3 separate regions of the Homo sapiens genome follow, and all the other regions are linked to region 2. The links are chromatin loops, found by intact Hi-C in ENCODE. Cell type or tissue: IMR-90. All regions are shown on one strand. Links, peaks and the distances in the headings refer to the core of each region. The heading gives the core; the rest is flanking DNA.

What was found. A loop is a pair of places that touch in the nucleus more often than their neighbours do. Peaks named below come from ENCODE experiments on the same cell type or tissue, not always from the same donor. Only the 100,000 strongest peaks of a DNase experiment are listed, where the experiment ranks them.
Region 1: a loop joins it to region 2, with 4 times the contacts of the local background. A loop is called at or near these places in 8 of 110 quality-filtered maps.
Region 3: a loop joins it to region 2, with 7 times the contacts of the local background. A loop is called at or near these places in 5 of 110 quality-filtered maps.

Annotation. Positions count from the first base shown.
Region 1 is chr9:115,115,173-115,122,729 of GRCh38, reverse strand. It overlaps TNC (tenascin C), which reads left to right and starts at 4,573. Exons shown (of 28, transcript NM_002160.4): 1 at 4,573-4,748. LOC124902255 (a long non-coding RNA gene) reads right to left here. Exons shown (of 3, transcript XR_007061746.1): 3 at 186-1,774. LOC101928748 (a long non-coding RNA gene) reads left to right here. Exons shown (of 6, transcript NR_110950.1): 6 at 3,022-3,191. RefSeq lists an enhancer at 3,475-4,294. In IMR-90, for the core only: no CTCF peak of the experiment used is centred there; DNase peaks (open chromatin) are centred at 3,689 and 4,459; H3K4me3 peaks cover 1,974 bases; H3K27ac peaks cover 2,042 bases.
Region 2 is chr9:115,520,696-115,528,252 of GRCh38, reverse strand. No RefSeq gene overlaps it. Among named protein-coding and RNA genes, the nearest start is that of DELEC1, 380 kb to the right of the region's middle. In IMR-90, for the core only: a CTCF peak has its summit at 3,590 (motif pointing right); a DNase peak (open chromatin) is centred at 3,602.
Region 3 is chr9:115,199,395-115,206,951 of GRCh38, reverse strand. The region is part of intron 1 of DELEC1 (deleted in esophageal cancer 1); the gene reads right to left. Among named protein-coding and RNA genes, the nearest start is that of DELEC1, 61 kb to the right of the region's middle. In IMR-90, for the core only: a CTCF peak has its summit at 3,323 (motif pointing left); a DNase peak (open chromatin) is centred at 3,541; H3K27ac peaks cover 2,124 bases.

The sequences.
Region 1 (7,557 bases), core at 1,629-5,628, 410 kb after region 2:
CATTATGCAGCCAATTAGTTGATCAGTCAATCATTTCATAGGAACATTAATCAACCTCCAAGTGCTTTGGGTCTGTACAGGTGAAAAGCACAGTCCTTGGCCTCAAGGAGTCCTCACAGACCAGCTGGGCAAATGAATGAGTAAATTGATGATAACAATTAAGGTCTCTAATCATTTCATAAAAGTCACTTCAAGAATGCCTTTATTGCTTACCTCCAAAATCTGTGACAGGTCGTATGCTATTCTAAACACTATGATATGTAGGAATGATATTCAAAATAATTAACAAATAACATGACATAGGCAGCAGCCATCAACAGATGCTGGCAACAAAGAGAACTGCTGACAAACAGATGGAAAGGCACAGTGTCTACCCTCAGGTGTCCATGATCTAGCAGGGTAAACAGGCAAGAGAAATAAAATGTGCAACATACTAAAAGTTAAAAAATGGTGGTGTAGATGAGCATGAAGGAGAGGCCCTTCTCTCTGGATGTGAGGGTCATAAAACTTTGTTAGAAGAAGCACTATGAAGGAACTCTTGAAAAAAATAATAAAGGAATTTGTCATGGCAATAAGACAGGGTTCTTCCTAGGGAAGTGAATGTGCAAAGGCTTGGAGACTTCTAAATTATTTCTTTAAAGATTTTACTTGAGAGTTTTGAGTTGCTATAATCCCTGGGAATTCCCCACTTGCTAACCAGGACCCTGTGTGTCAGCGGGGAAAGCGATTTTCCCAAAGTCACACAGCGAGTTGATGCAGCATCAAGACTTAGACACTCAACCAATGCTCTCCACTCTGCTGTGCTGACCAGGCATGACTTCTTGGTTGATGGCGCAGCTAAATTGCCATAGTCCATCCATCAGAGAAGCTCTCATATGTCTTGCCACACACTCCATATGGTCTTTGAACTTGATTTTGTCCTTTGTTGTCGAAGGAAAAGCAAGAAGAGTTGGAAAAGACCACTCAACAATGATCTGCAAGCAAGTTGGGAAACCTTGACTCTAACAAAATGCATTTAATTAAATGACTGGCCCACTGTGTGGGATCAGAGATCCATCCCGGCTTTGGAAAAGATTTCTGGTAATTATGGAGTCACATGAGACTTTTGGACTGGAGTTAGCACACCAGATGAGATGAATCCCGGGAAGAGGAGGAGGAAGGTTGGGAACAGTGAAGGAGTATGTAATCAGAGTAGGAAGCAGGGGATTCCATGGGGAAGTGGACACTCAGCTTCCTCAGCACTAGTCCTGGCCAAAATTCCACTCATTGTCTGTTCTGTCTGGAAGAAAAAGTATTACATTTAACAGACCTTTAAAGAAATGAGAATGATCTCACCTGAGGCAAACCATGACATTCCTCTGGTCTCTAAACCACAGCCTCCACCAGCAACTCCTGAATAAGAACTGCAAACAAGCAACAACAAAATCAGTCTTTGGCAGGAAGCTCTGTGCAGGGGTGGTGTTTACATGCATTCATTCTACCCTCTCAAGTGGAAAAAAGTGCTTATGCTTCTCAGAAGGATGCAACCATGAGGGATTAGATGCCAAGAGGTATGGCCTCTGCCAAACAGGAGGAAAAATGGTTCTTCATTTCCATAAACTTCCTCTGCTGTAATGTCTAGTGTGGCTTGGTTGCTCAGTTCTGATTGTGACAGTTTTCTTCCTGGAAAGCAGGCATAGTGGCTTCAGACAAGTCATTCTTCCTCTCAGCACCCCACTTTCTGATCTGTGCGATGGAAGCATTGGACACAATAATCCAGTTTCCTTTTCAGGTTCTATGGTTGTAAAAGGAAGAATTTAATTATAAAGCACAACATGTCAAACATTTATTTGTTCCTCCATTACTTCATTCATTCTATAAACATTTACTGAGCTTCTATGATACCCAAGGCTCTATGCCAGGTACAGAAAAAGCAAGTGTGATCACCAGCCTCAGGAAGCCTAGCATCTAGGAGGAAAATCTAGACATGCACATGTGTAATTATACCATGTAGATGCAATGGATGTCCTAATAGAGTTACAAATGCCATAGTGCATAGAAACATCTCTTCCTAGATGGATTTCTTCCATTTAGGAAGCTCCATAGTGAAGTCAGATCAGAAATGGATGATAAATAGATGTGAGGGCATGGAGGTGAGGAGCCTAGGGCATCATCCTAGCATGAACAAAGTTTGGGTATTGTAGAGTACCTGGTGCATATGGACCCATCTACCAGAAACAGAGGCTGCGAACAGTACAGGGATGGAAAACACGTCCTCGTCTGGGCACTCCTTACTCAAATGCCAAAAAGCTTAAGATGCCACATAGCTTTTTGGAGAAAATGCCTTTTACAAGTAGCCTCTCCTAAAAATGCATAAATCATCTCTTCTCTATGTTATCAGAATACACTTATATGATAGTTGTTAACTTAACCCATAATAGTATTCTTGTTTGTCACCTCTGCTAGCCTTTTCCTGCTTTGAGGGCCAGCCTGGTCATATTTGGCTTAGTTTCCCTGTGATTGACCATACCACTTGTGGTAGACACTAATCAACGATTGTAGAATCCTAAAGAACTGGGGAGAGGAGTTCGAGTTTGAGACATTCCCCGAAAAAGCCATATCTATCTAGTTTTCTAGCATGCGCTCTTGTCTTATTTAAAAACTCACATAGAATTATAAATATATTGATTATATGTTCTATACAAATATAGTTTATATACCATATGACATATATTGTACACTATTCTAATATTTTAATCCCTAACCCAAGAGATTAACTCAGTAGGAACCACTCACTGCTGGTTGAGACACAGCTTCATGCTACTGAAATATCCTTTGGCTAAAGCACAGAATTTAAAACTTCCCAAACAACCAACATTTGAATCAGCCAAAATGGATCAAAAGTTCAAATGAGCGGTTTTATGACATGACTATTTATGGGCTTTCTTGCTGTCTGGGAGGGTCACTTTAGCAGAGAATCCTAAAATACTACAGCCAAAGCAACCGTAGGATGACCTAATCGTGTCTTGCTTTTTTTTTCAGATGGGGAAACTGAGGCCCACAGCAACAATAATAACTGTGGGGATGATATCATTTAATATTGAAAATAAGTGGATAATTGAGACCTCCATTATTAGTAGTTAATTTTTAAAAATCAAAGATCTCTCCTAATTAGCTTTATGGAGCAAATAAATATATTTTCCATATTCAAATATGGCTGTGATTTCTACACAAATGGTGTTAACAATCTAATACAGCATAAAACATTGTTTAAATATCATCATACCCTATTCCTAAACAGTAACGTGTAATAGATCTCTGGAGCCCAGTGTTGTAATATAAACACTTCCCAGGTGTATTCCCTTGGTAAAGTTTCATTACTTCTCTAAACGTCAGTTTTCTTGTGTAAAAAAGAGACACTTGTGTCTATCCTACTTACTGGTTACAAGGATATAATAAAAATAGTGAACAAAAATAGTGTTCATAAAGTACCCTGCACAGCACCTGATTATAGACTTAATAAGGGAGGGCTCAATGGTAGTTGCGTTTTGAATTACATTTAATGCTTCATTTTACTTCACTGTCACAAACTACTATGCTCTGCGGCAGGCTCAGAAGTCTCTAGGCACGGGTGAAGTGCTACTTCTCCACTCCCTTAAATGCCCCTGTATGCCCTGAGGATACTCAATGCATGCTAACCACCAAACGAACGGATGACTCAGAGCTTGGAGGAAATCCACGGCAGGCTGGAAAGCAAAGGCGCAGCTTATGGCTCAAGGATTAGGTTGTTACCTTTTTAAATTATTGCTTTTCTTTAAAGAAAGGGCTGTGGGGGACGCCTTTCAGCACTAAGAGAAAACCTCAGAAATCCTTCCCCCTGGAGACCCAGCTGAGAAGACCACACCAGGCACAGGGCATGAACAATGTCAAAAAGCTACTGCCCTGCAGGACACTGGGGCTGGAACAAAGATGCCTCCCAGCAGCTGGGCAAGGCTGGCTCCCACACAAGAAAAGCAGGGCTGATGTGAGCGTCCCGCACGATCCCCACCTGCTGAGACCTAATCCTGGGTTATCTCTCCGCTGGCCCAGAGAAACCTGAAACCCCCCAGGCTTTTGAAGGGCTTTATCTCCTCTTTCCAGGAACTGGGCTCAGTCCCTGTACTCGCTCCGAGGTGCCACTGAGCAGCTGCTGCCCAGAGCCCAGGCGAGCCCTGGTCCCATTTCCAGCTTGACCAAGTACAAGAGGGGAGCCAGGGCTGCGGATCCTACTCCCTCTTGCTCCCCAGGCATCCGTCTCACAATTAGAAAACCCGTGTGGGGAGCAAAGCAAAAATCACATTTCACTAACAGCTACTCGGGGTCGGGGGCGGGCAGGCGGGAATTCCTACTTTCGCCATAAATTGTATGCAAATGGGTTCCTTCCCTGGCCGAGAGCCAGGAGTGAGTGCGTCTTTCATGAGCTAACCCTGTTCCGCTGGGAGGGCTGTTCCTTTAATTCGCCAACTGAAAAAGTGGGAAAGGATGTCTGGAGGCGAGGCGTCCCATTACAGAGGAAGGAGCTCGCTATATAAGCCAGCCAAAGTTGGCTGCACCGGCCACAGCCTGCCTACTGTCACCCGCCTCTCCCGCGCGCAGATACACGCCCCCGCCTCCGTGGGCACAAAGGCAGCGCTGCTGGGGAACTCGGGGGAACGCGCACGTGGGAACCGCCGCAGCTCCACACTCCAGGTACTTCTTCCAAGGACCTAGGTCTCTCGCCCATCGGAAAGGTAAGTCTGTTTTGCCCTCATCACTAGAGATCCTTATGATGTAAGGATTGCATTCCTGGTACCAAATGAGTTGTGATTTTATATTATAATTACAAAACATATGGGGTTTTTTTTTCCACCGCTGGAAAAAAAAGGAGTGTGTATTGGTTATATCAGATGCACCTTGACTTTTCTGGTCTTGTAATTTTGTTTGTTTTAACTTTATGAATAGTCAGACTTGGAAGGAACTTTTCGTAAAGTTGTTATCTTCTGCTGTTCTGCAGAGGAAAAGTAAAAATTTTCTCTTCAACTGCTCTCCTACTTCTAGTCTGGCTGATTCACCTGTATATATCTTTTATTTTGAGGGTTAGGGCAGTAGAGTTTTAAGGCAGACTTTGCTCATAGCCTGCCCCTGGGATGGGTTAGAGGGAGTTTGATAGAGGAGTGCAGGGAGAATATAAAAGTTTATATCTAAACAGCACTTACATAAAGTTTACAAAGAGTTTTGTACCCATTCCCTCATTTGGTCCTCAAAATATTCACCCTGGAAATGAGAGCTGGGGGACAGAAGAGAGGAGGTGGCTCCTGGGCCAGATGAATAACTGACAGGCAGCTAGAGAGTGGTGGAGAACAGCTTTACTGGGGTGCCTAGAGCCAGCAGCGTCCCACATGTCTCTAGAATCACCTCCTCCTCCTCACCTCTCATCACAGAAAGATCTGAGCAACAACATCCCCCAGGTATGGGAACCCTGCTGCCCCTGGTGTACTTTGGAAAGAACACAGGGGTTCTTCTCACCCATCAGTGTTGTAAGAGGAATAAGAGCTTAGGTTTGAAGCCAGAGGTGTTTGGTATTCTCCCCACCACCATACATATGACCCTGAGAAAGATACATCACTTCCTTAATCCTCAGTTTTCACATCTCTAAAATGGGGACAATAGCGTCTGCTGTCGTTTTGAGGAGAAAATGAGGTATAGAAAGATCAGCAATGACTGCTTAATAACTGGAAGTTTGGATAATCATTGTCATTGCCAAAAACTGCCATCACTCTGGAAGTTAAAAGAGGCATTGAGCCAGTCTTGGATTGTTTCTTGTGTGTTGTTCCTCAGCCCGCCCCCAGCCCCCGCTTTTTATCTCACCCAATCTGAGGGTGTCTCACTAGGCTGGCAGGTCTGAGACTTGGCTGTATTTTACAAGCAGGAGGTTGTGTTGGCACAGGTTGGAGAAAAGGTAGTAGCCCGGGGCTGGAAGTTAATGTCAAATTTTGATTCCAGAATGTCAGGAGGTTTTGAGTTTAGGCATCTGCAGATTCTAAAGCTGACAGCTATGAAGTACGATGCTGTTGGAAACTCTTTGGAAAAGCTTTCTGTCCGGAGGGAGGGCAGGACAGGGAGCACCACTTGAAGAATGAATGCCTCTTTTTCATGTTTTTGTAGACTTTTTCCCCCATTTTTACAGAGCTTTCCCATATGTGTTTTAGAAAGGAAAACTACTATCCATCCCAGCCAGGCAAGCCCAATTCAGGACTGAAGAAGATTTATTCAGTCCTAGACAACCAAGTGAAGAGTTTCTGGCTTTGTGCGCATACAAGTCATTTGCAGGAGATGTAAGTCAGCGTGCTTTGGCCCTTGCATTTCAGGAAGGTGACTGCTTTGTGGGGAAGAAAAAGGTGCACAATATGAGTATTCTCTGGTTTGCTCAAACAGGGTAAATTGGACAAGGATTGAAAGGGATGTTGCCAAGCTCTACAGTCATTAAATATTTTTTTCCTCTATGCTTTGTTTTAAAAACCTAGCTTCTCTATTTTATCCCACACTAACCTCCTCCTTCCCCACTCTAAGAAGTGACTAACGTTTCAGCCCTCAACTTTGTCATTCATATAATGGAGATGACAAACTATGTCTCACAGGGCTCTTGCAACATTCAAATGAGGTAATATATGGCAAACACTTGGCATAGTACCTTCCACATATTAAGGGTTCAATAAATGGAAACTTTTCTTAGTTTCTCTGTTTATCATTTTACAAGGACTTGTCCAAGATTAATATTCTAAGATCATGATTTTTAAACTTATTTTTAATGATGAAAATATTCATTACATGAATTTAGGGCAAACCCCCAGTATATGACAGGTAAATGCAGGGCTGCTTTGGTTGAAGTGGGGTCACAAGGTCTAAAACTTACACCTTTGCTCTTAGCCTCTGGGACATTGCCACAGAATCTTCAATGACAAAAAGCACATTTACAAATCATGAAACCAGGCTGTGTGCATTCTGGTTGCCATTCTGCCCTTCAACAAGGATTTTTGCCCCTCTGAGTCACCATCTGTAGCAGAAGTAAGAGCAAGTCCACAAATAGTGTAATAGACAGGAATATGAATGAGAAATAAAAGACTTAACAAAGGCTATTTTAATTAATTCTAATGACAATGATAGCCAAAATATATGATGAGCCTACTCTCTAAACTGTAGGCTTTTGTGGGATCATCCACAGCATGTCTCTGAGGTATGGACTATATTTGTTGGACAAAGAGATGGCTTCAAGAACAGGGAGACTGAATAACTTTACCAAGGTCCTAGAACTCAGAGTGATACAGCCAGGTTTCACACCCAGGTCCCCGTGATCACCAAGTCAGAGGTACATTCTGCCGTGTTCCTTCTGAATGCTTCTCTGCTTCTTGCCTGCCTTTAGAAGGAAAACACTTCCTTTCTGACTAAATATGCCCCTCCAGGCAGACTGTGGCCACCCATAAATACAGCAGTAGCCTGATCATATAACCAGAATGGAATTTGGAAAGAGAATTCAAGCTGACAGAATGAAAAACATATCCC
Region 2 (7,557 bases), core at 1,216-5,215:
TTGACTTGGTGATGCGGGCTCTTTTTTGGTTCCATCAAAAAGTGGGCGAAGGACATGAACACACACTTCTCAAAAGAAGACATTTATGCAGCCAAAAAACACATGAAAAAATGTTCATCATCACTGGCCATCAGAGAAATGCAAATCAAAACCACAATGAGATACCATCTCACACCAGTTAGAATGGCAATCATTAAAAAGTCAGGAAACAACAGGTGCTGGAGAGGATGTGGAGAAATAGGAACACTTTTACACTGTTGGTGGGACTGTAAACTAGTTCAACCATTGTGGAAGTCAGTGTGGCGATTCCTCAGGGATCTAGAACTAGAAATACCATTTGACCCAGCCATCCCATTACTGGGTCTATACCCAAAGGACTATAAATCATGCTGCTATAAAGACACATGCACACGTATGTTTATTGTGGCATTATTCACAATAGCAAAGACTTGGAACCAACCCAAATGTCCAACAATGATAGACTGGATTAAGAAAATGTGGCACATATACACCATGGAATACTATGCAGCCATAAAAAATGATGAGTTCATGTCCTTTGTAGGGACATGGATGAAATTGGAAATCATCATTCTCAGTAAACTATCGCAAGAACAAAAAACCAAACACCGCATATTCTCACTCATAGGTGGGAATTGAACAATGAGATCCATGGACACAGGAAGGGGAATATCACACTCTGGGGACTGTTGTGGGGTGGGGGGAGGGGGGAGGATAGCATTGGGAGATATACCTAATGCTAGATGACGAGTTAGTGGGTGCAGCGCACCAACATGGCACATGTATACATATGTAACTAACCTGCACAATGTGTACATGTACCCTAAAACTTAAAGTATAATAAAAATTATTACATGATTTATAAATAAAAATTATTACATAATTTATAAATATATATAAATCTCAGCTATTGCTGTATTTCATTTACTATTTTAACAACAATCCTAGGTGCCAACTATATGCCAACTATTTTGCTAGATGCTACAGGAATACTGAACATGGTCTGTGTCTTTAAGTAGTGTGGAAAATAGCTGTATTCTCTATAAAAGAAAGACAGTAGTATTTTAAAATTAAATTCTGATCAAGTCACTCTTCTGTTTAAACTATTTTGAAGATTCCTATTATTCTTAGGATAAAAACCTGAAATCCTTAGTAGGACAATTATGGATAATGTTGCCCTTGCTTAAAAAACTCAGTCTAATCTCAAGCTACCTTTCGCTCTCTCAATTCCAGCTGCCTGTTTATTTCATATAGAGTGTATTTATGGCTATTTGATTAACGTCTATGTCTCATGACATCTTTGCTCTGTTGGGTCAGAAAGTTTTATCTGTTTTGCTACTCACTACATTCCTAAAGCCTGAGCAAAATTTCTGACAGCCAGGAGGTTGTCAAGAAATAGGCTTTTAATAAAAGGAACAATAAATGACAAGTAAAAGCTACAATGGTAGATAAAGTTATCCCATGCAACAGGAGCACAAAGAGAGAAACAGCAAACTCTGCCTCAGGTAGAGGAAGTAGCCTTTGAATATAGTAGAACAAACAAGCTTAGCTTTAAAGCACACCACAGAAGAGTTATCCAAGCAGAGAAGCTTTTTGTTTGTGCAAAAATCCCAGGAGGTACTAATTGTGCAGACCTCATTCTTCACCTATAAAATGAACTACCTGATACCTATTTAAGAGAGGGAAGTTATGAGTATTGGCTGAGATGCATGATGTAAATATGTCTGCCAAATATATATAAGGTGTTGTGATCAGAATCTACCTGTCTCATAAGCCTGGTTTATATTATGGCATTCTTGAAAATAAAAAATAATTAAATAATAATAGTAATAATAATAGTGACAATAATAATAAAAACAAAAAGTAGTGGGAAAGAAGAAGAGGAGAAGGAGGAAGAAGAGGAAGAGAAGGAGAAGGAGGAGGAAGAGAAAGAGGAGGAGGAGGAGAAGGAGGAGAAGGAAAAGAATAATTTTCTTTGTTTATTTTCTACTATGTACCTAGAACTTGATGTACAGTATTTTAATCCTATAAAAACTTTCATAGTAGCTAGTATTTTCTTCATTTCAATGATAGAGAAACTGACTTCCAGAGGTTTTAAATGTCCTTTCCAAAATCATAGAATAATAAGCAATTTATATAAACAGTGAAATTCTAATATCCTGGCCATCAACAATTATTTATTATGTACCTACAGTGGATCAGTCCATCTTTCTATGCTCTAGAAATGCAACTGTATATAAAAAGATAGATATTCTGCCTTCATGAAGCATAGAGTCCACTGGCATAAGCATATTGCAGAGATCCTGATGCTGATTGGTACCACACCATGAGAGGGGCATCTCTTTCCCATACTAAGGGGCATTACTATAGGCAGACAGTGACTCATTTAAGTCTCTATGAATGTCTTGCCACCTCACCTTGATACTAAATATTCTCATATCATGAAGTCAGAGTCATAGGAAAAGGGCAGAATCAGAGGCTAAAATGGCCAATTGGTGAGGTTGTAGCAGAATGACATCTCAGATTCTATTGTCCAGAGCCAGAAAGCAGAAGGGAGCTGGAGTTGGCCCAGACACTTGAGTTCTTGTTCACATCAGTCTGGAATATGTTGATACTCAATAAATATTTGTAAGCTGTCACTGTAAAATTTAGGAGCAGTCATGTGCTGCCAGCACACGAGAGCCCGTTACTTTCCAACTCCACATTCAATAAAATAGATCATGATGAGAGTATTTTTTAAACAGAGAAATCAGCAAATACCATAGATTGGTCCCTGCCCACCACCACCCTGACTTGGTTGGTAAACATTTACCAGCATACCACTGGAGAAAGAGCATCTCTCTCTGAGTCATTGTTTCTCCGTCTTTTCAAGGGGTAGACGATGAAGTGATTTTAAAGCCCCCAGAAAGCTGGATGATATGTTAGAAACAGCAAAGGTCTGGGGCAAGGCATACTTGGATTAAATTATAGATGCTGGCCACACATTGCTCTTGGAACGTTCAGCACGCTATTTGTCTCCCTGAGCCGCAGTTCCCTCCTATGTAGAATGAGGCTATTCACTTCTGCATGATTAGATTTTTCTAGGTGTTAAATATCAACATGGAAAACATGGAAAAATATAGACTCTAATAAGTGTTAGACTCCCCTTATTCCTATCATCTTCACAAATTATAAATAAAAGAATGAGCAAATACATAAATTTTCATTTTTTTCAGAGTTTGTATACCCCTCTTTTGCTTGATTACTTTTAGTTTTTTTGGTGTTATATAATAAATACCCATGATTTACTGCTATTATTATTTATTATCATTATCATTATTATTGTATGCTCTAAATTCCTACTCTATAATGGTAATATTTTTAAAGAATCTTCAAAACATAACTATCTGTAGCCAATTTCCTTTGGAAGGGACAAATAAATATGCATTATTCAGCAGCTACTTGGTAGCAGGCATTGTGCTGGCATGTTACATATTTGGCTCATTAAGCCTTCCAAAAGATAAGAGCGGAGTCTACATCTCAGAGAGAAAACGTTTTCTTTGGACATCATCAGAAGCCCACTTATACCACCAGGGAGCAGTAAAGAGCCACTGTTCAGGATTTTGAAAACTCCAAATCCCCACTACCAGATCACAGCAGTTCTCTTTGGACACAACATAATGGTAAATATTAAGTCTTGGCTGGCCCACCAGTCAGATGAGGGTCAGTGTTGAGGGAAAGGGCCTGTGAGCTAGACCAGCATGTCTGATTTTAGGTACGTAATCCATAGGAGCTTCCAGGAGATTAATAAGCAGGGATGTGGTTTTCCAAGTGATCACGGAGATAATACATTCCTTCCACTGCTTTTTGGAGAAAATGAAACTGAGCCCCAGAGATGGACAAAGACTTATCAAAGCTAGCTTAGTAGGTTGGCAGCAGAGCTAGAGCCAGAACCTGTACACAGTGTCTTCACACTGATACCTGTTGATAAGTAGGCACATACGTTCTGAAATATTCTGATATCACCATTATCCTGTATTGCCAAGGAAGAGACTGTTACCTTTTTTAATGGAAGGTGTTTCCATCCTGGGATTCCCAAGGGGTCTTTGCACATAGTACTTCCACTGGTATTGTTATTAGACAATCTTGAGTTTATTGCTGCTTTATAAAAGATAGCCAGGAACATAGGTAATTACATGTAAGAGAGCTTATCAAAGACAAACTTCAGCATCTTTTTCAGAAATATAATTTTGGTGACCACAGATAAAAGACCTTTTTCATTTTGAACATGGTGCCCAGAAAGGACTCTAGGAGGAGATCCATGCACTCATTCAGTCTTCTTTCTTTAGTGAAATAATAAATAAATCACTAGAGTGCAACTCCGCAGCAGGTTCTAGCTTAGAAACTGTGCATGGATAGAATTAAGGTGTAATGCCTTAATGGTTATAGGTAAGATGTAATTCCCACTCTCAACAAATCTGCTGTCTAATAGCACATATTAGCAAGAAATGGTGCAATTGCATTATAGAATCGTGAAATTGATTGTGGTGGGATATATGCCAGTGATTAAATTTTGTTTTTCCTTCTGTTCTCAACAAGACACATGCCAGGAAACCATTTTTGATTCATCAAGAGCAGTCTCTCCTAGAACTGGGGAAAAAGAGAATAGGGTACTTTGCAAATCTGAACATACATGTAGATATTTTGAAATCCCATGATGAGCCTCTACTGGAAAGATAAATCACTCTTTTGTCACTGAGGTTAGAGTTCCATAAAAGAAAACTGAGGAACTAAGGACACATCTCTTGGAAGGATGAGACTGTCACCCCATTATATAAGGGAAGGGCAGTCTGATCCTTTGTGCATGAAAAATCTGCCTGCCCCCTTAAGTCAATTCCCAGGAAGGAAAGGGCACAGGGATTCTAGGCTGGTGATATAGCAGACGTAGTCACTTCCTTGACCAGAATTCTTGGGTCTAGCAGATAACTTGGCTACATACCTGAGAGAGCTGAGTATGAGGATTTTCAAATAGAGAACTCCACATTGGGGACCTCTTTGCCTGGCTCAGCTAAGAATATATAAGCATGTTCTCCCTTGAAGAACCACGGCAGGTGGCATGACAATTGGACAAGTGAGGTCTTGTGGCAAGATGAGCCGTATGGCCTGTCAGAGCAGAGATTAGCAGTTTCTAAAGGGACAGATTTGGCAGCTGAAAGCAATGAGAGAAATGCTCTTATCTGACACCCCTCCTCTTGCTTTATCTTAGAGGTTGGGGATTTCATAAGCTCATGTTGTGTTTATTGTTGTTGCGATGGTTGTTCTGCTTGTTCATTTTTAACAGTTTTTTTTTTCTGTTGAGAGAGTACTCCAAAAATTTAACACTGTACAATAATGAAGTCATAGGATGGAGTGATGTATGCAGTCATGAAGCATCTGGGGACCTGAGAGATCAACTGGAAACATCCAACAAATGTGACTCTATTTTCACTCTGAGTTCAAGGGGTTGTTTGTAGAGGTTAAAGCAATATTGGAATTGTAGATTGCTGTGGGTACAAAGAAAAGAGATCTCACTGATGGCTGCACCAAAATCAGAAAAGGCTTCCCAGAAGAGGGAGGGCTGAGAACAGGTGAACTCCGGACAACCATCAAAAGAGGAAATCTGGGCAATGGAAACATGTGCAAGGCAGAGATGGCTGAATTCTTAGCTGAGTGTTTTGCATTTGCCTTGTATCTGTGTGGGGATGTGGGGAATCAACTTACAGAATATACAAGGAATCATTTCGTTTTGTTTCTTCATTTTTAGCATATCAAATTTGGAATTCCACATGACCAGAGCATCGGGTTCATGAGTAGAATGAACAGAGAAGAGGCCAGCAGCCATGCTTACTGGGTTAGAGAGTCATAGGTTATCTTCCAGGCCATGGGAAACTCTGTTAGAGAAAGAATCTCTTGGCTTCTGAAGAATAAAACCTCCTAGTTTGTGGGCCATAGAGTGATATCTCTATCTCAAGCTAGAGACCTAAAAGGAGAGAGGAGATAAATAAGTACATAGTCCTTTCCCAGTCACTGTTCATTTGGTCTTTGTATTAGTCCATTCTCATGCTGCTATGAAGACATACCCAAGACTGGCTAATTTATAAAGGAAAGAGGTTTAATTGACTCACAGTTCCACATGGCTGGGGAGGCCTCAGGAAACTTACAATCATGGTGGAAGGAGAAGCAAACACGTCCTTCTTCACACAGCAGCAGGAAAGAGAAGTGCAGATGAAATGAAGGAAAGCCCCTTATAAAACCATCAGATCTCATGAGAATTCACTGAGTATCATGAGAACAGCATGGGGGGACTGCCCTGTAATCTAATCACTTGCCACGAGGCCCCCCACCATGACACGTGGGTATTATGGTAACTACAATTCAAGATGAGACTTGGGTGGGGCACAGCAAAACCGTAGCAGTCTTCATAACTACGAAGTAGGATAGGCAGGGCTGTTCTTTGATTGATGGGTGATGAGGATCAGGGCACAAGATGCCTGTTGGAGAGGTCAGAAACCTAACTTGCACCAGCACCTTCAGGTGAGAAAAGCAAATTGCACTCTTAAATGCTTTCTATCATTTCTCTTTCTTCCACCCTGTTGCTTCTTTAGCCAAATTTGGCTGCAGAATCTGGCTTCAAGTGATTCATTTCTATGATCTGATCCTTAATTTTAACAATTGTATGTGATATACAGTATAAACTTTGTCTTTCCTAAGTGTGTTGAGAAGCATAAAACCCAAACTCTTTGAGAGGCTTAGACTGCCATTCACAATCTGGCCCTGCACCTCCTGCCAGCTTCGTCTCCTAATACTCAGCCGTGTATCTCTCCACCTGTGATATCTTATCCAAGTCACACTGAATGACTGAATTCTGTGAAATCATCCTATGCACTCTCAAATCCAACCCTCCTGCCTCACCACATTTCCTATTCATACAGAAAACAGTTCTTTCCATCCTCATCCCAATTACTGGAGAATTCCCACTCTTCCTTCAAGTCTAGGCTTAGACACCTGACTTTCCCACCAGATAAATAGACTCTAGCAGGTAGTAAGCAGGGTTGCCTTATCCTTTTATCATCTCTCCAACACCAAACATAGCATTTGACAAATGATGCATGCTGAAACAATGATTGGGTTAAAAAATAAATGACTAAATATACTAGTGCAGATAATATGAGAATTTAAAGGGAGAGGTTAGGAAAGATGAAATAATGCTGTGGTACAACCTGTGGTCATTTGTTTCCATGGCAGCTTGGGACTCCTCATATTCCCACATTCTGCCCTTGCTTGAGAGGTGAAACAAGGTCTGCTCGAACAGGAGCCCATTTTCCTCTGGACAGTATCCATTGCTCCTATTCTGCATTCTTTTGCCTCTGATGTTTTCAGTGAAGCCAGGAGCTTCTTGGATCTTTATTAGCTCAGGCTGTGTGAACAGACTCCAGGCCAGAGTTTCAGCTGGGAAGAATGCCCCTGGTGTGAACAGAGCTGTTCTGAATGCATGTGGAGAAAGCAGGTGGCATTTGCTCT
Region 3 (7,557 bases), core at 1,629-5,628, 320 kb after region 2:
CAGAACTTGCAAATTTGTTACTTTACATGGCAAAAGGGACTTTGCCAATGTAATTAAATTAAGGATCTTGAGATGGGGAGATAGTCCTGGACTATCTGGGACAAAAGTTCTTGTGAGAGAGACACAGTAGAGTCAGGCAGACACGAAGATGTGGCAACGGAAGCAGAATTCGGAATATGCTTGGCCACCAGCCAGGGAATATGGAGAACCTCTAGAAGCTGAGAAAGGTACGGCTTCCCCAAAACCAGAGGAATGCAATCTGCCTACCATGTTACACATCTGATCTCCAGAACTGTGAGTCTGTGTTGTTTCAGACCACTAAGTTTCATGTTGTGCGGCAGCAATAGAAAATGAATGCACTCTCCTGTCCAAAGCCCCTCTTTTTTCTTGCCCAAAATCCAGCTTCTTAATCATTAAGTCACTCTTCACAATGGAGCCTCCCAACTTTCCAGCCTTATTTCTTGACCTCCAACCCCAAAATTAATATCAATAGCTAATATTTATTTTGTACTTAACTATATGCCAAACACTAAACCAAAATGTGTATATATATATAAAACATATATATTACATATATTTGTTAACTCATTAAATTCTGACAATAACATACAAGATAGGAATTATTATTGTCCTCCTTCTTACAGATGAGGAAACTTGAAAAAGGTACACAACTTACTTAAGGTCCAGAATTAATAGTAGTAAGGGAAAGATGTAAATTCATACCAGTTTGATTTCAGCATCTCTGTTATTAAACAGTATGTTATATCTCAACCTTGGAGTTTTCAGACAACATCCCTACTCTTTCGTATTCCTAGAAACACTGTAGAGAAGAATGAAGCCATGATATAGAATCAAGAGAAACTGAGTAAAATAGAGGAGTAGGGACTCTGAAGAAGAGGGGCTTTAGGAATATTAGAAGCAAAGTGAGATGGCTCAAAGCTGATGAGGACTGGGTGAGCCAACATTAGACATATGCTGGATTATTTCCTTTATAGGGCCCTGGACATACTTGTTGGGCCAGGAGAAAAATATTAAAGGGGAGGTATGGAGGTAGACATAGCCAGCTGAGCACGCTTAGTGCCCAAGAATAAATTTTTCTATCATCAAGTCCATTCTTCTGCCTCCATTTTTTAGGGATACTCAGTAAGACTGGTGTGACTTTCCCCATGTTACTTGAAAATGAACAGCTTAAGGAAGAGGGAAAAGTAAACCAAGAGCCAGAGGATGCCATATGGTGTGGTGATGATCAGGACTAACTCACAAACCAGACAACCTGGGATTAGTACCAGAGCTGAGTTTTTCATTCCCATTTTTCTTGGTTCTAAAACTCATGTTCTTATCCTAATTCCATGAATATTTAACAGACAAAACATGTTAACTCAGCTAACCAGAATGAAATGGATAGAAACTTCCTCTTACCTATCTTAGCTCTATAGAAAATCAGAATAAAAAATCTGATCTGGCTATTTGAGGACACAAGAATGATGAGCAGAGTTTTAAGTCTGTGAAGGATACAGTCCAAACCAGGTTCATATCGTGGTTCACTCTGCATATCTAAACAAGTTTACCCAACCTTGGGTATGACTCATTTGCTGAAGGAGACATATATCTACCTCTGACTCAATAGAAAAGAAGTAACTCTAAGACAGTAATTTCCTTAATTGGGCAAAGCCTAGGTCATTTGAAAGGGAAAGCATTCCCCAGCCTCATGGTTATCACCAGCCTCAGTCTCATATCTTCAGTGTCTTCCCTATATCTTTGTCCATCTTCCACAGAGTTATTAAAGTGATCTCTTTAATATGAAAATACTTACTGATAACTTGCCTCAATATCCATCCTTCAGTTCTAGCAGAAAACCACAAAGCCTGATTTTTTATATGGGCTCTTGACCATCCAGAGCAAAGACTGTATTTCCCAACCTTTAATGCAGCTGAGTGTAGACATGTAACTAAGTTCTGATGTATAAGATAAAAGCAGAAGTGTCTTGTGCAAGCTTCTGAGGACCTTCCTTAAAAGAACACTGGTACCTCTGTGTAACTCTCTTCTTATTTACCATTGTTTCCACCTTGTTGCCCTGATTATAGGTTTAGAATGTGAGTCTGAAGGTCACATACGGGGATGGTTGAAAAAATATTGAATTCCTAAACAGCCATCATATTAATCCTCGACTATGTAACGCCAGACTTTTAGATGAAAAACAAACTCCTACTGTTTTTAGGCCAGTATTAATTTAGAGTTTCACATTACTAACAATCAAATCCAATCCTAAACAATACGTCCATCATGCGTTTTTTGTTTAAAACCAATCCATGGTTTCCAATTGCCCTCAGAGAACAATTCTAACTCCCTTAGTAAAACCTATAAGGTCCTTGTAACCTGTATATTTAATATCATCTTTTTAGCTTCCCTGCTTATATTTTAACAAATTAACAATACCTAATGACCTGTATTTCCCTAAGTATTCCACAATTCCATAATTTGTTCTGTTTTCACTTCTCTAAACAGACTGTCAACTTCTGCTTTGAATTCCATCCTCACCTATTTGATAGAAAAGTGTCACCTCTTCTGACAAACCATCTCTTACCCTTTAGACAAACTGATGCACTCCTTTTACTCTATTCCAATTATACCTGATCAATCATCCATTTAACAATTGCTTCAACATAAATGAGGGGTTTGTTTGTATTTCCAACTCCACCACTACACTGTTTTCTTAATAGAATAATGTCATGCTCAACTTTGAAACCACATATACTGCCAGACACATAATAAATGCTCAATAAATTCTTTTAAGTGAATAAATAATATTAATCATGCAGCCATCTTATATTGTCAATCAGATGCCTCAGTATAACTTCGTTGATTCTTTAAACTATGTCTTTGGAACTTGTCTTGATGTGAATTCAGGCTGTGCCATCTAAAAGCTGTGTCCTTAGGCAACCCTCTTTCCATTTCTGAGTATCAGCTTCTTCTTCTTTAAAATAGAAGACCTACTTCATGGTACGTTAGGGCTATTAATGCAATTAAGTACATAGAACATCTAGGCTAACCTAATATTAACCCACAATCAATGGCATCATCATTTTTATCCTTTAGGAAAGTTCACATGGCTTAGAAAAGTCAATCCAAAACTGCCAGGATTTAAAACATAAGAGATGCAAGGACTCCACATGAAGAAGCTCAAGGGAAAGCCAGTGTCATAGGCAGCCTTACATAATGGAATGAGTACTGGCCTGGGCATTCTGATCTGTGATTAAACCCTGAGGGAATCACTAGAGTGCTATGAGATCATGAGGAAGTCACTTCTACCCCCAAACCTTAGTGCCCCCATGTGTACAGGGTTGAAAGTGTCCAGATGATATTGAACCAGTATCTATCCTAACTCTGAGCTGCACTTCCTTTGGCCCCGCTTCACCACTTTCATCTCATTAAACCACACAAATTTTGCCCTTAGATGGACTGCTCTGACCAAACTCCCCACAGCCTCTACTCACCCACTGTCCTATGGGAAGCAGGGTGAGTTCATTGCACCTTCAGATTTTAGCCTGATGATGCATGTTTGTGTAGAGTTGGTGATTGGTTTCATATGGCCAAAGGATCCGGCAGCTGGGGACATCTGTTTACACTTAGCACACAGACAAATTTTCCACAGTCAGGAGTCAGTGTGCTCCTGACCTGACTGTGGAAAGCAGGGCTCAGTCCCTCTGGGCTGTGTAAGTGGGAGCTTTAGACTTGTGCCCTGGACTCACATGTCAGGAAGAATAACCTAGATATGAAACATTTGAAGTAAGAAGCAGATCTCTGGTGTCTCTATGGATACAGATAAATTGCCTATGGAAATGGGGCACAGTTGGACAGGAAGCAACATATTACACTGATGAGGATGATTAAGGAAGATCCTAAAGGATGCTTTGTTCCCAGAAGGAAGTCCATGCTGCAGGAACATTGACCCACATAGAAAAGGATGACTGTCTCAGAAATAGCTTCAGAGTATGGCTTATGCTAATAATGGAAAGAAACTACTCATTCTGCATAATACTGCCCTATAGACCCATATTTTTGCTTCACTCCAGTAGACAACATGCATAGGTGAAGGAGCACTGGTCTTGAAATTATTGGACCCAGGTCCCACTGCCAAGTCTTTCATTCACCCTGTGTGTCCTTGGACAATTCCTGCTGCTTCTCTGAGCAACAGCTACCTTGTCCCAAAAAGAATGTCACATGGGATCATATTAGATTCTCCATGCAAATGTTTTGTCTAAAATGAAATAGTCTCCAGATGTCAGGAGCTGTTGTTACTATCCAAGGAATATCTCAAGATCATAAAGATAAAGTGAATGTATTTAATTTTTCTAACCAGAATAGAAATTATTTTGCAGATCCTCTAAGAGATGGCTGTCCATTTTCTACATCAGCATCTCATCTTCAGGGGTAGGTGGCCACAGCCTTACAGAAAAGTTAGTTCTGTTCTCCCTGGTGGTCGTAAATTCCTGTCAAAGTTCTCCTCTTTCCCTCATGGGAGAGCTGCCAGTCTGCTTTCTCTTCTCTGGAGCCAGGAGAACAAATGTGCTTCCTCTTTCACAGGAAGTACCTGCTGATATGTGGAAACTGCAATAGGAGAGAAAAGGCATAGACTTTGTCTGCCTTTAGTCCTAGGATCACATCCTGCTTTTCTACTCTGCATCTGTGTGACCCTGAGATTGTTGAGTAAACACAGTTAACCTCAGTGTTCCCAACTGTAAAGGGGGATAATAAAACAGACACAGTGTGGGGATGGTAAGGATTTAGTGAAATGAGGCATAAAGAGCCTGCGACCATGCCTAGCTAAGAGCAGATCTTCAGTAGATGATAACTACTAAGACATTGCTCTATTGTCTTTACTGACTTACTTTTGTGGTTATTACTGACATTCCTTATATTTAACAACATGGTTCGGTAAATGTTCAAATGGGCCCAAACACAGCTTGGTTTGGATCATTAGCAAACCAATACCTTGAACATTTACTAAGCTTCTTCTCTGTCTCAGGCACTACACCAGGCACCGCTGGGGATTCAAAACAGAAGTGTTCCCTTCATGAATGAGAAACAGTGTCATGCAATGGCCATGTTTCCAAAGTAATTGATATATAATAAAAATTTTCACATAGCTTGGAAATATAATGGAGACCTTTTCATGATTGAAGAGTTTTTTTTCCTTTTCTTTCAAAATTATCTGCAAGGTTTCATGTTGAGGTCATTCATTGGACCTACAAAAGGTCCATGAAAGGGATGCTTACACCTTAAGGACCAACATACAAAGAATTAAGTGGCTTCTCACACTCCAGATCATTTACTCTTGGCCTCACTCTTGTGCCATAATTATTGCAAAAAATTGCCATAGAATTCTACTCACCCCATAGGAGCCCAATGGAACTTCCATCATCTTAGTGAGACACCTTCAATTTAAATTACATACATGGTTCCTCAGAGCTACTAGCATCAAATCCAAGTTCATTATAGTGTCCCCCAGGCCTCTCATAACTCTATCCCAAATACTCTGAGTCTCTCACTCTTGGCCATTCTTTCCTTTTCTATACCTACCCCACTGCCTGACCAAACATGTAGTCTGGACTCCAGTCGTGCCAATTTACTGCAATTCCCTGAGTGAATCTTGCTCTTCCACCCCTTTGTGCCTCTGCCCAGGCTTGTACAATTCCCTCTTCCTGGAAAACCTCTTTCTTCCTTCTGTGCCTGCACAACCTCCACACATTCTTCTCTAGGATGAACATAATCATCAGCGTTTCTGAGAAACTGTTACCAGGTGCTCTAATCCAATTTGGGATCATTACCCCCAATCCCAAAACATCTAACCCTTGCCACCATCCTACACTTACCCTACTTTAAAAAACATAATTCTCTATTTCCTCATCTGTGGCTGTGCTGTGAGCTTTTTGGGAACAGAGGGCATGCCTGATTCATCTTTGTGACATTCACAGAGCTCCATAAAAGCCTCTTGGATGCATGGACAGAAGCCTGGATAGACAGATGCATGAGTAGGTTCCAGACCCATAAGCCAAGGACACGACATCTCTCTTCTTGGAATAATAATTGCATAAGACCCAATAAATCACCTAGTACTCTTTGAAATATCTTGGCCCTAGTCATCAGGAAGCCCAAAATGGTTGGAGTTAGCCTGTGAATTGCCCAATTCACTTTATACTCATTAAAACAGAAACAATCAATGATACCTTTTAATTTTTATTCATGTCTAGACATTCCAAAAACTCAACATGACAAGGGGTTCTTTTCCACTTACCTTATGCTACAATAGCTAATCCTAGCCATATTCAAAATTCTGCTCTATGTTAATTCTTTTCAAGCAACTAAAATTCTGTTAGGGAAAAAAGAAAAAAGAAGGAATATAATGCACAGAGAGAGGAATATGGCTTAATCTTCAGTCTTTTATGGGAATATAATGCAGTTTCTCAGACCCAAAGGTAACTAAACTCCAACATTCAGTCTTCCCATGACTTTTTATTGGCTGTTGCTGAACTCATCAATTTTTCCTCAATCTTTTGTGGGGGTCAGATCTTAACCATGCCTAAATACTTTTCTGTTGAAAATGTCATAATTATTTCTCCAGGTATAACTGATTTTTGGTGTGTAGACACCAAAGACTCATGTCTCAAACACACACAAACTTCTGTCTGGTTGGGTTCTCTATTTTTATGAACACCGCCTCCATGGCTCTCTAAACCCCACAAAACTTTATTAACCTGAAGCCTCCAAATCCTCTTTGTTTATACAACTTAGGCTGACCTTTTCTTGCTCTTTCTGGTCTGGGAAAGGATTTGATCAACACACACACACACACCCCACACACACACCTCAAGATAGTCATGGCATGTTTCACGCTACCCAATAAAGACAATCATGTTTTCCTGTATTTAGAAAATGCTAATTACAAAGCTATCTTAGCTGCAGACACAGAGCGCATGTCTGCCTCCACACTTGATTCCTGCCTCCACTCAAAGATATTCTCTGTTTAAAGCATCTTATCCACAAAAGCACCCTTTTACTCTACATCCCTTTTCCCTATTTTAGTTTGCTTTACATCCCTTTTCCCTATTTTAGTTTGCTTTATTGCACTTATTAAAAATCCATGAGAGTAGGAACTCTGGCAATTGTGTTTATTGTCACATCTCCTCAGCCTACAATTCCTGGCACATAGTAGCTGATAGATAATAGAGAGATAGAAAGATAGACAGATGATAGATAGATAGATAGATAGATAGATAGATAGATAGATAGATAGATAATACACAGATGTAGAAACTGAGATACAGGAAATACACATAAGACAGAGAGATACACTTAGAGATAGAGATAAATTCTTATCCGGCTTAGCTGTGCTTCAGTTCTTTTCTGTTTGTTTTGTTTTGTTTTGAGATAGAGTTCTGCTCTTGTCACCCAGGCTGGAGTGTAGTGGCGCGATCTCGGCTCACTGCAACCTCTACCTCCTGGGTTCAAGCAATTCTCCTGCCTCAGCCTCCCAAGTAACTGGGATTACAGACACCT